2 separate regions of the Homo sapiens genome follow, and region 2 is linked to region 1. A link is an interaction called in ENCODE POLR2A ChIA-PET data of the cell type or tissue named here. Cell type or tissue: Panc1. All regions are shown on one strand.

What was found. Peaks named below come from ENCODE experiments on the same cell type or tissue, not always from the same donor. Only the 100,000 strongest peaks of a DNase experiment are listed, where the experiment ranks them.
Region 2: POLR2A ChIA-PET joins it to region 1 with 18 read pairs; 2 of 35 experiments call an interaction of 5 or more read pairs at or near these places.

What each region holds. Positions count from the first base shown.
Region 1 is chr6:14,822,562-14,830,561 of GRCh38, forward strand. No RefSeq gene overlaps it. Among named protein-coding and RNA genes, the nearest start is that of JARID2-DT, 420 kb to the right of the region's middle. RefSeq lists enhancers at 1-14, 385-1,172, 1,960-2,746. In Panc1, no CTCF peak of the experiment used is centred here; no DNase peak of the experiment used is centred here.
Region 2 is chr6:15,170,516-15,178,515 of GRCh38, forward strand. LOC105374946 (a long non-coding RNA gene) reads right to left here and starts at 6,398. Exons shown (of 3, transcript XR_926520.1): 1 at 6,326-6,398. RefSeq lists a silencer at 5,730-5,930. In Panc1, no CTCF peak of the experiment used is centred here; no DNase peak of the experiment used is centred here.

The DNA.
Region 1 (8,000 bases):
ATTAGTTTCTATCTTGTATATTAACTTTAAAAGAGCAAAGAAGAAATAACTTGCAGGGAAGAGCCATGAAGATAACCCAAGCCCGAACAGAGGAGCCTGGATGGATTTCCTCACCATTAATTGGCTCTGCCAATTCACTATAGTTAAATTCCCATTTTCCACTCCTAAGTGAATTTCTTATTACTAAACTCTGTAGTAAAAATAATAATAGCTCACATTTATTGCATTCTTAACATGTGTAAGGCACTGTGCCAAGCGTTTCAGAAGTATGGTTTCATTTAATTTTTTAAACAACTAAATGAAGCACATCCGATTCATTCATTTATCAAATATTAATCAGCCGGGCACCGTTCCAGGTACTGAAGATACATAAATAAACAACATTGACAGAGACCCTGCTCTCGTGGCGCTTGCATTCCATGTTGGAGACAGGCAGGAAATGCATAGTGTGTAGGAAGGTGAGAAATTCAAACGACAGAAGACATACAGGAGAATAAGAGCCTTCCAAATCAGGTGACATTTGAGCAGGGAGTGAGGGTGTCAGCCTTGGGGATGGATATATGGGAAGAACACTCCAGGCAAGTACCATTTCCTGAGCCAGGAACACTCTTACTGTGTTCTAGGAGCAGCAAAGAGGTCCAAATGGCTGGATCAAGAATGTTTAGTGGTGAGGCCAGACAGGTACCAAGGAGCCGGATTAAGGAGGGCCCCCTATGCCACGGTAAGGACTCTGGCTTTATTCAGAATGAGCTGGGAAGGCACGGGAGACTTTCCATCTCACCTTTTTAAAAAATTACTCTGGGCCAGTGGCGGTGGCTCATGCCTGTACTTCCAGCACTTTGGGAGGCCAAGACTGTTGATTGCTTGAGCTCAGGAGTTTGAGACCAGCCTGGGCAACATGGTGAGACCCCATCTCTATAAAAAATACAAAAAAAAATTAGCCGGGCTTGGTGGCGCATGCCTGTGGTCCCAGCTACTGGGGAGGCTGAGGCGGGAGGATTGCTTGAGCCCAGGAGGTTGAGGCCACGGTGAGCCGAGATCGAGCCACTGCACTCCAGCTTGGGTGACAGAGTGAGAGACTGTCTCAAAAATAAATAAATAAATAAAAATAAAATCACTCCGGCTACTGTATAGCGGGGAAGGGAGACCTCTTCAGAGACTAATGCAATAATCAAAGTGAAATACAAGGGTGACTTGGACCAACGTGGTAGCCCAGGAAGTAGGGAGAAGCTGCAAACTTCCTGAAATCTCTGGAAGGCAGGGCTGCCCAGATTTGCGGTGTTTGGGATATGGAGGTAGGAGAGAGAGAGAGCTCTATTGTGTTAGCATCTTTATGCCCGTTTTACAAATTTGTAAGTGAAAGGCAGAGTAACTTGCCCAAGAGGATACAGCCAATAAATGCAGAGCCACATCTCAAATCAGGATTGGTTTGATCCAAGAGCTCATCCTCTTCCCCACACTGCCCTACTGCCTCATGTTTAAAACCCCTAAGCCGCCTAAGTTGGAAATTCCATGGGTCAAACTGTCCCAATTCTACTCTGCCCTCTCCACACATAAGATAGAAATAAGCCAAATCCCTGTGTCATTCAGCAGATTGCTGAAGTAGTGCCATGCCCCTGTGACTTGAATGACCTCTCCTCTGCACGGGAAATACAAGACCCAAAGCCATACTGAGGGATGCGGACAAGCGCTTGGCCCAGCCACAGCAGGCTGCACCAATTACCAGGGATTGCCTAAAATCTGGGCAAAGGCTTTTCTCTCTGGCTAGGCTGCCAAACAATTCCTCGTATCTGATTACCTAAAGAGAGCAGAATAACAATTCATAAAACCATCACAGAGGAGACTTAAGAAACAGCTCGTTTTTAAGTGTTAAAGTGGCCTTATCATAACCTGCCACTCAGTAATATTAAATTTGATATTGGAAATGAAGTTTTCCACTAACAATTTCCACGAATGGAAGAGCTCTGATTCTCTTATTCTGCCTGGAATTTTTCTTGCTGGGGAGCTTTCGCAATGTGATGCAGCAGTAATACAAGTGTGTGTGCGCGGCTGCTTTTTAGAAGAGGTGTGTGTGTACAAAGGCCTTTGCACACGAAAAAAGTCCCGGTCATGACCCTGATGCACTAGGTTTGGAATTTTTTTTTTTATTCGTGTAAAGCCTCATTAACATTCTCCAACATAAAATATTTTTAGTAAGAGCCAAGTTCCCTTCCCCCACTTTCAAATTTCCTGTCACCAAAGTTGAAAACAAAAGGGCCTTCTATGAATCTCTCTCCCTTGCTTTCTTTCCCTCTCCTTCCTCTCTCTCTCCTCTTTCCAAAGCAGAGGACTCCAAAATTTTCAGCTGCAAAGCCTTGGAGACCCCAGAGATTCAACTGTTAAGAATACCAATTTCCGACTGAGGACTCACATGCAAAGGGAGTGAAGGATAACTGACATCACAATTTATTGCCCCCAAAACAACTTTCTCAACTCCAAGCAAAACCATAATTATGGGTGAGAAAGACACTCCCTGTTAACTGGCTGTGAAAGAGTGATTTACAATGCATTCTTCCTCACAGTGGAAGGCCTCTTGGCAGTCACAAATACAGGTTTTGTGTATTCAGAAGCAAAGCTCAGAGGAGCAGAAGAGAGTAAAAAGGACATTCTGCACGGGAAGTGTGCCCCTTTCCACCGCATTTATCCCATAAAGTCCCAGCACTAAGAGCTCTTGGAAAATTCCCCATTAGGAAAACAAACTTGCACCATGATCAGGACAAAGACTGACCCCTTTTTTTTTTCTTTCTTTCTTTTTTTTTCTCTTAAGTAGTTTCCTATCTATTGAAATCTGCTAGTTGGTTTATAGTTTATGGGAAGACAGCAGTGGCACAAATGAGGAAAATGCTAATACAATTTTAAGTTATAGAACCACATGGACCAGCCCAGCTCGGTGGCTCACGCCTGTAATCCCAGCATTTTGGGAGGCCGTGGTGGGCAGATCACCTGAGGTCAGGAGTTTGAGACCAGCCTGGCCAACATGATGAAATCCTGCCTCTACTAAAAATACAAAAACTAGCCAGGTGTGGAAGTGCATGCCTGTAATCCCAGAGACTCGGGAGGCTGAGGTGGGAGAATCGCTTGAACCCAGAAGGTGGAGGTTGCAGTGAGCCAAGATTGTGCCATTGCACTCCAGCCTGGGCAACAGAGCAAGACTCTGTCTCAAAATAAATAAATAAATAAATAGAACAACATAGACCTAACCTTGCCAGAGATAGACAATTTAAAGTGGTATTAAATTCTTGTATCTGAGAGAACTATCAAGCGTTAAACCTAAAACAGCACTGTAAGATAAGCAGGCGTCTAAGAGTATGCTTTCCTAACATGACCAGGAAGAGAGGCTCAATAGAGACATGGCAGGAGACTTTAGAAAATGAAAAAGGCAGGAGAAAGTAAAGGAGTCCAAAGAAAGGAGAACCAAGCCCAGGGACCGGAGCTTCAGAGGAACCGCCTAGAAAGAAACTGCCTTCCAGCAGGAAGCCTTCTTTCCTAGAATCCCCGCCCAAGGCAGCATATTTCCAGAAGGTACTGGGTCAAGAACCCAGTGAGCTTCCCCCCAAACCTTAAGAGCTTCTTACATATGTATCTTAATATTTCCAATCAAAGCAGGTGCCCCCAGTGCAGAAGCACAGCATTCCATTTCCTTCTAAGACAGACATGATCTCCAGATAGACTCCGCCTTTGCAAATTCCTTCCAGAGCATTGGGAATTAGTCCATTTTGTGACTATTGGGAAACGGTCCTATATTAAGGGAGAAATGGGTATGGATTACAATTTTCTGCCCTGAGTTGTCTTTAGGAGGCATGAATGGGTATACCCAGAGAGGAGGAAAAGGATGGGATTTAGAACAAAATGAAACTTAGGATTCAAACACAGTCTGTCTTTGAGCAAGAAACTTAAACCCTGAGCCTTATCTGTTCCATAGGGTTGAAATAATTATATTGAGGACCTGCTGTGGATATGACATGAGGTGCCTGGCGCCAGATCACCACTAAGTTGGTGTTCAGTGCCAGGGAGGTGGGTGTGGGCCCCCTCCTATGCTGCAATACCAGAGTTAATTGCCCTAAACTCAGACACGTGACTCCGCAGTAAACAGAGCTAAGGAGTGGTTGGCTATGTTGGCTGTGCTGAGGCTTAGAATGAGAAGAAAATAAACTATGGAAAAGAAATAGATGGTCCCGTGTCAAGAAGATCTGATTAAACAGGAGAAAAGGAGGGTGACAGCAACTCTCAGCCCATCAGCACCCCAACCAGAGCCTTGGATCATGGAGAGGGCTGTCAGGCGCAGGACAGGATGCCCAGTGACCTTTGAATTTCTAGTGAGCAAGGAATAATTATTCTAGTATAAGTATGTCCCAAAAATTGCATGGGCAACCTTTTACTAGAAATTTTATTTGCTGTTCATCTGAAATTCAAGCATAACTGGGCATCCCACATTTTTATTTGCTAAATCCTTCAACCCTGATCACCATTGCTTTGATCCACCAAAAGCAATGCAGAACGAGAGCCAGAAAAGTGTTTGAAAAGCCAGCAAAGAGAATTTCAGGGAGCCCATCATTCACTTTGCCGCCATTGACTCCAGAATGTCCTCCCGTGCCTATTCCTAGACAGCATCAAGCGGCTGGGACAGAGAGAGTGGAAAAGAACCCAAGTATGGGGAAAAACAGAGGCGGGTTTGGAATAAAGACAAAGAGGAAGGAAAGAAGAGAAAGGAAAAGCAAGAAAGAGCAGGAAGAAGGGAGAAAGAGCAGGACAGAAGGAACTCAGGCAGACAGACGCACAGACCTCCTCAGCTAGTTTGAAAAGATAATCTGAGCTTGCAATGCACCATAGACTATGTTCTTATAAGAATAGATATGAAACTCATTTCCTGCCACCAGGTGCTGGGGAAAAAGTCTATCATTCACTGCTCCTTTCCAGAACACAGGGAGTGAAGGAGCAAGGTTTCATCATCATTGCAGCAACTGCTAAGCCTCTCAGGGCACTGGGACACCGCTTAGGTTCCACGACAAGAGGCTGGGCTTTCTGCACTCAAATGGCCGCTCCTCTCTAGACACCTTATTGCATTTCCACAATCGCTACGTCTCTTCCCATCTGGGGAAATAAGTCCACCACGGCCTTCTCCCGCCTCATCGGGTCCTAGGTGGATCCTCTCGTAATCCAAGATGTAAATCACACCTGTGAGTTGTCAGCAGTGATTTCTCTTTCCCCAAAGCCTGTACTGCAGGCTAAGCCAGGGAGGTTGTGGGAGGTGCAGAAAATAAATTGGGGCAATGGGATCTTCCCTTAGGAGTCCACAGGCATGGGTTGAATGGACACAGAAGAAGGCCTGAATCCTTCAAAGAGCAAAGTGCAAATGAATACAAGACAGAGTCGATCTGAAAAAAACACACCCTCTAGGTCACAGGGAGTATTCAGCCATTCGTGGCATTTTCAGACTTTCCCCACTTCATAAATATAAAGGAAGCTAGACCCGCGACTTGTGCAGGACAAAGGAATCCCATGGCCCCAGTTGCAAGCAAAACAGTGGTTTGAAGCCATGAAGAAAACACCAATTCTTGAATTTCCTCCTTCTTGCTGTGGGAAATGTATAGCTGATGAAGCCCATTCCCTTGTCCACAACCCACACATATCACGGAGCAGAAAACGCCAGTCTGAAAGTCAAAGGAAGAAGGTAGGGGAGGAAATTGCAAGGTCAAAGTGACTGCCTCGGGAAGTCTGATTACTCAACATGTTTAAAGCATTATTAGACGGTCTGGAAGTTGTAGACACAGAATGGGGGGAGGGGGTCCAAGGAGCTGCAGAAAAAGGAGGGGCTGTAAACTCGAGAGTCCCTCCTGGAGTTTTACTGAACTGCCTGCAACACTCCGGGGTGCAAGTTAAGAGAGAGCAAATGGGCAAGGAATCAGCCAGCCACATACAAAAGGAAAGGAGTGTCGTGTAGAAGTTAATTGTGGCCGTCAGAGATGAGTGGGTACATGGGGAGATTCATTTAAAATTAACGAGGCATTGGTTGCATTTTATAGGTCTTCCTAGGTAGGAAAATCACATGCCAAAGGGGCAGGAATGGAATGGCTCCACAGAAGTGTTTCCTGACCAACCCTTAAGCCAAATGGACAGGCATTGGGTCTCCGCATCAGAGAAGCACAAAGATCTGTGGATTCCAAGAGCCAAGGACAGGAGAGGGGACCCATCCATATGCATGGGCTGGAGCCAATCCAGAAGAGGCCACAGCAGTCCTGGGGAGAGGCCAGGCCATGAGGCCCCGAAGACCTACATGCTTGAAGCTGAACCATTTGCTCTCCTTGCTTGAGACCCCAGTGTGACAAAGACCTCAATGACAGCTGTGTTTGATCTTCTCCTTCTTAATATTGCCACCTTCAGAGTCAGAAACAGTGTGAATAACTCACCCAGGCAGTGCCAATAACTGCTTGGCATGGATGCTTCTAGATAGGCACAGATGCTTCTAGAATCTTACTTGGGATGTGGGTGGGGGTGTCTCCGTCAGGATGATCCTGATTCAGAAAACTTAGGCTAGGAGTTGCCTCCTCTGGGAAGGCTTTCCTAAATAAGAGAGAGACCCATTTTCTCTCTCTTATGCCCCAGGTATAAAGAGTTGCTCCCCACTTTGTGAATTTCATTCATATTCCTATCTCATTTGCTTGAATTTTTTTTTTTACTACTGTTTGATTCAAGAGTCAGAACTTTGTCTTATTTTTTCTTTATACCCACCACATAGCATAATGAAAGCTCCATAAAGTTATCCATAGGTAAAGGAATGAAAAGACAGAGCAAATTTCTAATTCTGGTAACTAACCAGAGACGAAGATAAAACAAAACAAAACAAAACAAAAATATGGAGGGGAGGGGGATAATTCAGGAGGAAAAAAAAATGCACATGTCCCAAAACTTTAAGCTAAGAAGGAAAGAGGCTGGGTGCATTGGCTCACGCCTGTAATCCCAGCACTTTGGGAGGCTGAGGCAGGAGGATCACCTGAGGTCAGGAGTTCAAGACCAGCCTGGCCAACATGGTGAAACCCTGTCTCTAGTAAAAATACAAAAATTAGCTGGGTGTAGTGGCGGGTACCTGTAATCCCAGCTACTGGGAAGGCTGAGGCAGGAGAATCACTTGAACCTGGGAGGCGGAGGCTGCAGTGACCCGAGATCACGCCATTGCACTCCATCCTGGGCAACAAGAGTGAAACTCTATCTCAAAAAAATAAAATAATATAAAATAAAATAAGAAGGAAAGAGAGTGTGGTAATGGACAAGCCATCCAGCAATATTCTCCACTGAACTGGAACCGTGAGACTGCTAGCACTGGGCTGGGAAATTAGGACAGAAAAGAAATTGAAATAAGGAGACAAAGCACTTATCTCTTAAGGTAACAAAATTTCCCGCTGCTAGAAAATAGAGACTCATAAGACCATCAGGAACCAGAAACCATGCAAATAGCCACGGTCTCATCTAGCTCCCAAATGCTTTGTTCCTAATGCCAAGATGTCTAAAATTATAACTAACTGCCTACCAGTTGATTTCTCATCAAACCCACCTGGTGAAGAAACCCGAAATAATGGAAGAAGAATCAACCAACAGCTCCTCCTTTTCCTCTCTAAAGAAAAGAACTTGCAGTGTTCAGGTAATACTCACAATTGAGAGAGGAGGAAATGAATTATTCTGACCAGACGTCAGGATTCAAAGTAATAAACTACAGACTCAAGGCGGGGGGCTGCATTCCAAGCAGCATACTGGTCAACCCTTTCTTCCCCTAAAGAACATACCCACTAGCCAGCATGCCTTCTTCCTCTTTATTCAATTGTCTTTCCACCTGCATAAAAATGTACACATTTTGAGCCTCCAGGGTAGGGAAAGTGTCTTCCATTTCTTTCATAGGTAGGAAAATCACACACCAAGGGGACAAGAGATAGGGTAAACTCCCCTATCTCTTAATAAAAGTTAGCATC
Region 2 (8,000 bases), 350 kb after region 1:
CCTTTCAAGACACCAGGCTAATATTTGGTTTAATTATCTCTTCCAAGGTAGTAAATGACACTCCAATGGTCTCAGTAAATTTATCTCTCAAATGGGAGCCATTTACTAACCTACTTCAGGCCTCAACCCTTCTGTCTTAGACAGCTTCTCTTTAAAAGGCCAGTTGTAAGCAAGTTCTCTACTTGCCTGCTTTAAAGAGAGTGGAAAGAAGTCCCTAAAACTTCCCAAGATTACTTTTAATTAAAAGGATACAAATCCTTATTTTTTCCCATTTCTCCAACCTTCTGTGCTGAGGGGGGAGATGAGATATTTAGCAAATAAAAGGAGACCTTTTCTTCGAATTTCAGAGCTGTTCAATTATAAACACGGCTGCCTGCGAAGTTGGAAATCAATTCAACTGCAATCTTCTTTAAAGCTTTTTAAATGCAACTGCTAACCTGTCTAGATGTTTAACTTTCAGGTTTCAAAACCTGTCAGTTAAAACTTGCTTACTGTTACTCCTTTTCTCTGAAGCTACCAGCCAGAAGAGAAATTATGTAGCAAATTGGAAACAAGGAACTAAGACTTGATAGCAACACAAAAGGCTAGCTGACGGGCTGGAGTGCAAGACACTACAATTCTTGCTCTGAAAATGAATAAGGATTAGAGGGCTCATCTACTGGCGGCCTCTAATGAGGTTGCGCCTTCTCAGTTCTGAAACAAGCAGTCAATTGATCCCTTCACAAGAACACCTGGTCTATTTCGAGAAGGAAAAAATTAGTGAAACCTGTTGTTGGCTGAGTTTACCAGTCAATTCTGTTAAATTGTGGCATTGGTAGCAATAGGGAGGCATGGTTCATTAAAAATACCATTCGGGGAAATCCTAAGGCAATGGGATAGTGATTACTGAACTAATTCTATTGGCCTGAAAGAGTTAATTCAGCTCCTAAAGGGAAGCAATTTACTTTCTATTCCCCCCGAGGATGGACCAGGCTCTTAAGGAGTTTCATACAATGAGGCTGTTTTTTACCACCCCTCCCCTCCACTCCCCTCACGTAAAGTCCCCCTGACAGTTGTCAAGCCCAAGATGAAGATGGGGTGTACTGGCAGGGTCACCTGGCATTACTCACATGGGCCCCTCTCAGGCAGCCTGGGTAATGCTGAATAAATCCATGCATGCAAGGAAAGGGCACAAGGACAAATCCTCTGACTTTGTGTGTCTGGATTCTAAACACCTACCCAAATTCTAAGCAGCACAGCCAGATAAATCCATCAACCAGGGTGGCTAAGGGATACCTAATTTATATGCAACCTTGGCAGTGTATCACTGGGCCCAAAGTGCCAGTGTAAACAGTTCTGGACAGGCCCCCATCCTGCTTCAGCAGAGAACAGACACCATCCTCCTGGACCACAAAGGTCCTCATTGCAAATGAAAAGGCGGGAGGGGGTCACGTTCAGGAGAGCAGAGTTAAATGAATAACACATGCCCTTCCAGATACGTGTGTGTGCTTTTTAATAATTAATTATGAAAAGTGTCAAACATAGATCAAAATAGCTATCATATAATGAAACCCCTATGCACCCGTGACACAGCTGCAACAATTAATAACTTATGGCCCATCTTATTTCAACTGGACCCCACCCACTCACCCCACGACAATGTTATCTTGAAGCAATCCCCAGACTTCTTATAATTTCATCCATAAATATTTTCAAAATATTTCTAAAAAATCAGATCTCTCTCTTTTTTAAAAAACAAACCTAAAATAATTACTACCCCTAAAAAAAAAAAAAAAGAAAGAAACAACCAGGCCAGGCTCAGTGGCTCATGCCTGTAATCCCAGCACTTTGGGACGCCTAGGTAGGAGGAACACTTGAGGCCAGGAGTTTCAGACCAGCCTGGACGACATAGTGAGACCCCATCTCTACTAAAAAATAGAAAATGAGCTGGATGTAGCGTCACGTGCCTGTAGTCCCAGCTACTCAGGAGACTGGGGTGGGAGGATTACTTAAGCCCAGGAGGTCAAGGCAGCAATGAGCCATGATCCCGCCACTGCGCTCCAGCCTGGGTGACAGAGTTATTTCTTGTCTCTAGGAGAGTAAAAAAGGCCAGGCAAATGGCTCACACCTGAAATACCAGCACTTTGGGAGGCCGAGGTGGGTAGATCACAAGGTCAGGAGTTCGAGACCAGCCTGGCCAACATGGTGAAACCCCATCTCTACTAAAAATACAAAAAAATTATGTGGGCGTGGTGGCACACACCTGTAATCCCAGCTACTCAGGAGGCTGAGGTAGGAGAATTGCTTGAACCCGGGAGGTGGATGCTGCTGTGAACCGAGATCATGCCACTGCACTCCAGTCTGGGCAACAGAGTGAGACTCCATCTCAAAAAATAAATAAGTTAAATAAAATTAAAAAATACAGCTGGGCACGGTGGCTCACGCCTGTAATCCCAGCACTTTGGGAGGCCAATGCGGACAGATCATGAGGTCAGGAGATTGAGACCATCCTGGCTAACACAGTGAAACCCCATCTCTACTAAAAATACAAAAAAATTAGCTGGGCATGGTGGCAGGTGCCTATAGTCCCAGCTAGTCGGGAGGCTGAGGCAGGATAATGGCGTGAACCTGGGAGGCAGAGCTTGCAGTGAGCCGAGATTGCACCACTGCACTCCAGCCTGGGCGACAGAGCGAGACTCCATCTCAAAATAAAATAAAATAAAATAAAATAAAAAATACAAAAATACAAAAAAATTAACCAGGTATGCTGGCACTTGCCTGTAGTCCCAGCTACTCGGGAGGCTGAGGCAGGAGGATTGCTTGAACCCAGGAGGCGAAGGTTGCAGTGAGCTAAGATCGCACCACTGCACTCCAGCCTGGGTGACAGAGCGAGACTCCATCTCAAAAGAAAAAAAAAACAACAGCAAACCCTTTTGACACATGCTACAACATGAATGAACATTGAGGACACTGTGCTGAATGAAATAAACCAGACATAAAAGGACAAATATAGTCTGCTTCCACTCATATGAGGTATCTGGAGTAGTAAATTCATAAAGACAGATAATTGAATGGTGGTTGCCAGGAGCTGGAGAGAGGAGGGAATGGGCAGTTAGTATTTAGTGGACACAGAGTTTCGATTTTGGAAAATGAAAACCATTCTGCCATTGGATGGAGGTGATGGTCGCACAATAATGTGAATGGACTTAATGTCACTGGACTGTACACTTGAACATGATTTAAATGGCTGGACGCGGTGGCTCACACCTGTAATCCCAGCACTTTGGGAGGCTGAGGCAGGCGGATCACCTGAGGTTGGGAGTTCAAGACCACCCTGACCAACATGGAGAAACCCGTCTCTACTAAAAATACAAAATTAGCTGGATTTGGTGGCCGGTAATCCCAGCTGCTCGGGAGGCTGAGGCAGGAGAATTGCTTGAACCCAGGAGGAGGAGGTTGTGGTGAGCCGGAGATCGCACCATTGCACTCCAGCCTGGGCAACAAAAGTGAAACTCTGTCTCAAAAAAAAAAAAAAAAAAAAAGATTAAGATGGTGGCCGGTAGCAGTGGCTCATGCCTATAATCCCAGCATTTTGGAAGGCCAAGACAGGCGGATCACCTGAGGTCAGGAGTTCGAGACCAGCCTAGCTAACATGGTGAAACCCCGTCTCTACCAAAAATACAAAAATTAGCTGGGCGTGGTGGCGGGCTCCTGTAATCCCAGCTATTCAGGAGGCTGAGGCAGGAGAATTGCTTGAACCCGGGAGGCAGAGGTTGTAGTGAGCCGAGATCATGCCACTGCACTCCAGCCTGGGCAACAAGGGCAAAACTCTGTCTCAAAAAAAAAAAAAAATATATATATATATATATACAAAAATTAGGCAGGCATGGTAGTGCGCACCTGTAATCCCAGCTACTCAGGAGGCTGAGGCAGGAGACTTGCCTGAGCCTGGGAGGCAGAGGTTGCAGTGAGCTGAAATCAAACCACTGCACTCCAGCCTGGGTGACAGAGCAAGACTGTCTCAAAAAAAAAAAAAAAAGGATAAAATGGTAAAATTTATGTTGTGTGTTTATATTTGGCCACAAATTTTTAAATGGTAGGGGTTTTTTTTTTAACAAAAAAACTTTCATATCATAAACTATTCACTAAGTGTTGAAATTTTCTCATAAATATCAAAAATTTTGTTCAGTTTGCTTGCATCAGAAGCCACATAAGGTTCACGTACTGTGGCTGGTGAGCAGGTCTTTTAAAAACCTACATATTCCCTGCCAGCCTCCTGCTTTTCCCCATTACAATTTATTCATGGAAAAACTTTTCCTGTAAAGTTTTCCACAGTAAATAGTTAGCTCCTCACACACATCCTTATGGGGTCTTCTCTGTTTTTCTCTTTTTTTTTTTTTTTTTTTTTTGAGTCCTGCTCTGTCATCCAGGCTGGAGTGCAGTGGTGTGATCTCGGCTCACTGCAATCTCCAACTCCCAGGTTCAAGCGATTCTCCTGCCTCGGCCTCCCGAGTAGCTGGGATTACAGGCATGCACAACCACACCTGGCTAATTTTTTTTTTTTTTTTTTTTTTTGTATTTTCAGTACAGATGTGGCTTTCACCATGTTGGCCTGGCTGTCCTCAAACTCCTGGACTCAATCAATCTGCCCACCTTGGCCTCCCAGAGTATAGGATTATACGCATAAGCCACAGTGCCCTACCTTTGTCTTCTTGAATACTGAAAGTTAAATCAAGAGACCAGCTCAGATTCAAGTTTGATGTTTTTGGCAAGACCACTGCCTAAGTCCAACTACGCCACTGTAAGAGTATATGAGTGGCCCAAAATGTGAGTGTGCAAAATTCATCAACAAACTATGATGAGCAACCCAGTCCATGCTCCCACCATCAGTGGTCTTAGAACAGGGGTAGGAGGAATGAGAGGAAATATCCACACACACACGCACAAAATTTGTTTCTGGTTTTTTTTGGGTTTTTTTTTTTTTTTTAAGACGAGGTTTCACTCTGTCGCCCAGGCTGGAATACAGAGGCACAATCTTGGTTCACTGCAGCCTCAAACTCCCTGGGCTCAGGTGATCCTCCTGCTTCAGTCTCCCAAGTAGCTAGAACTATAGGTAAGTGCCACCACACCAGGTAAATTTATTGTATTTTTTTGGTGTTATATTTTTCGTGTAGAGACAGGGTTTAACAATATTGCCCAGACTAAAACAAAAAAACATTTTAAGACAAAATCTTTGTCATCAAGGAACCTGAAATCTTGTTAAGATGGCAAAACTGATACATGCAGAACAATTAATAATTAAGTGCAGGCCAGGCATGGTGGCTCACGCCTGTAATCCCAGCACTTTTGGGAGGCCAAGGTGGGCAGATCACCTGAGGTCGGGAGTTGGAGACCAGCCTGGCCAACATGATGAAACGCTGTCTCTACTAAAAGTACAAAAAAAAAAATTAGCCAGTTGTGGTGGTACATGCCTGTAATCCCAGCTACTCGGAAGGCGGAGGCAGGAGAATCGTTTGAACCCAGGAGGTGGAGTTGGCAGTGAGCCGAGATCGCGCCACTGCACTCAAGCCTGGGCAACAGAGCCAGACTCTGGCTCAAAAATAATAATAATAAAGTGCAAAACTGCTATGACTATCAAACCCTATGTCATTCTAAGGGTGAGATCATCTAAGAAGGTTTTAGGTCGTATAAAGTTCCTGAAATGGATCTTGAAGGATTGTTAGATTTTTGGAAGAAAGAAGGCATTCTAGGAAGTGAAAACTATACAAAGAAAAGCACAAAGGTTGGCATTTGGAGGCGGATAGAGAGGATAATTTAAACAGACTGAGAAAGATAATATAGGGGAATGAAAAGTCAACAGAGAAATAAGCGTTGGAAGAAGCCCACTGATCTCTAGAGATTAAGAATCAGTTGTTACTTATGTTTTGGCATGCACACTTAGGCAAAATTCTAAAGGCCTATAAATATTGTGGGTGTTTTGAGGATCTGATGTCTAATATATTTTAATAGAAGAATTGAGGTGTTATCTGAATGAAATCTTTTCCAGCTGAGTTCATCCTTTCTAGAGACGAAACACATTAAACTTTTTTTCATGAAAAATACAGTTAGAACTTGTAAAATGTTGGGGGTGAAGGGTGGAGGAAATGTACATGAAAAAGATGGAAAAAGAGTTGGTAATTGTTGAAGCTGAGTGATGGGTATATAGGGCTCATTATGCTGTTCTCCCTACTTTTGAGTATGTTTGAAACTTCCATAATAAAAAGTTATTTGTAAACCTATTGCTATTGGGGTCAAGGGTCCTTCCCACGTTCCATGTTTCCCATGTTATAGGAAAAAAAAGACTCACTAGACCGGAAGATGCGGTGCTTGTCTCTTCTGTTGTCAGGCTGTTTAACTCTGAGCCAATTACTTCACCTTTGTGGGTCTCAATTCCCTTCTCTGTAAAATGAAGGGAAAAAGGAAAAGAACTACTGCTTATTGAATGCCTACTATGTGCAAGAATTTTGCGGTGCACTTTATACACACGCTGCAAGTACCAACAGGATGGACGCAATGTTCTCCTTAGTCTCCAAAGTTTCTTTCCCTCTCTAGGCGTCCAGGAATTATCCACTTAACTTCAGTTCGTGATTGGATAAACCCATGTGGCGAATGCCTGGCAAGTCTGAGGAGACATACAGATAAAAAAGACAGTTCCTGTCTTCAACGACTTTGTTATCTAGAAGGACAGCTAGGACAAATGAGTGTAATACAACTGATCAATGTTATAATAACTGTTATAACAACTAAATAGGAAAGATACTAAATGTTTTACCTTACATGTAGTGTGCATCCCTACAATATGAGAAAATGATGCAATGGTGTACTGATAGAACCAGATGGTGCTGGGTGGGGGTCCTGTAAGAGGAACACTCATCCCCTAATGAGGGGATCAGAAGGTTTCATAGAGGAGACAGTGTCTGTGTTACGTTTTTTAAAAAATAAACTTGTTGCTGGGCATGGTGGCTCACACCTGTAATCCCAGCACTTTGGGAGGCTGAGGCAGGTGGATCGCGAGGTCAGGAGATCGAGACCATCCTGGCTAACACTGTGAAACCCTGTCTCTACTAAAAGTACAAAAAAAAAAATTAGCCAGGCATGGTGGCGGGCGCCTGTAGTCCCAGCTACTCGGGAGGCTGAGGGAGGAGAATGGCATGAACCCAGGAGGTGGAGCCTGAAGTGAGCCGAGATCATGCCACTGTAATCCAGCTTGGGCGACAGAGCAAGACTCTGTCACAAAAAAATAAATAAATAAATAAATAAATAAATAAATAAAAATAAACTTGTTGGCCGGGTGCGGTGGCTCATGCCTGTTATCCCAGCACTTTGCGAGGCTGAGGTGGGTGGATCACCTGAGGTCAGGAGTTCGAGACCAACCTGGGCAACATGGTAAAACCGTGTCTCTACTAAAAATACAAAAATTAGCCAGGCATGGTGGCACTTGCCTGTAATCCCAGCTACTCGGGAGGCTGAGGCACAAGAATTGCTTGAATCTGGGAGGCAGAGGTTGCAGTGAGCTGAGATAGCACCAGTGTACTCCAGCCTGGGCAACAGAGTGAGACTCCATCTCAAATAAATAAATTAATTAAATGAGCCAGGTGCAGTGGCTCATACCTGTAATCCTAGCACTTTGGGAGGTCGAGGCGGGTGGATCACCTGAGGTCAAGAGTTTGAGACCAGCCTGGCTAACATGGGGAAACTCCATCTCTACTAAAAATACAAAAAAATTAGCTGGTTGTGGTAGTGGGCGTCTGTAATCCCAGCTACTTGGGAGGCTAAGGCAGGAGAATCACTTGAAACTGGGAGGCAGAGGTTGCAGTGAGCTGAGATCACGCCACTGCAGCCTGGGCAACAGAGGCAGACTCTGCCTCAAAAAAAAAATAAATGGATAAATAAAAATTAAAATAAATAAATAAAATGCAATTATACAGTATTTGTCCTTTATTGTCTGGCTTCTTTCACTTAGCATAATCCCCTCAAGGTTC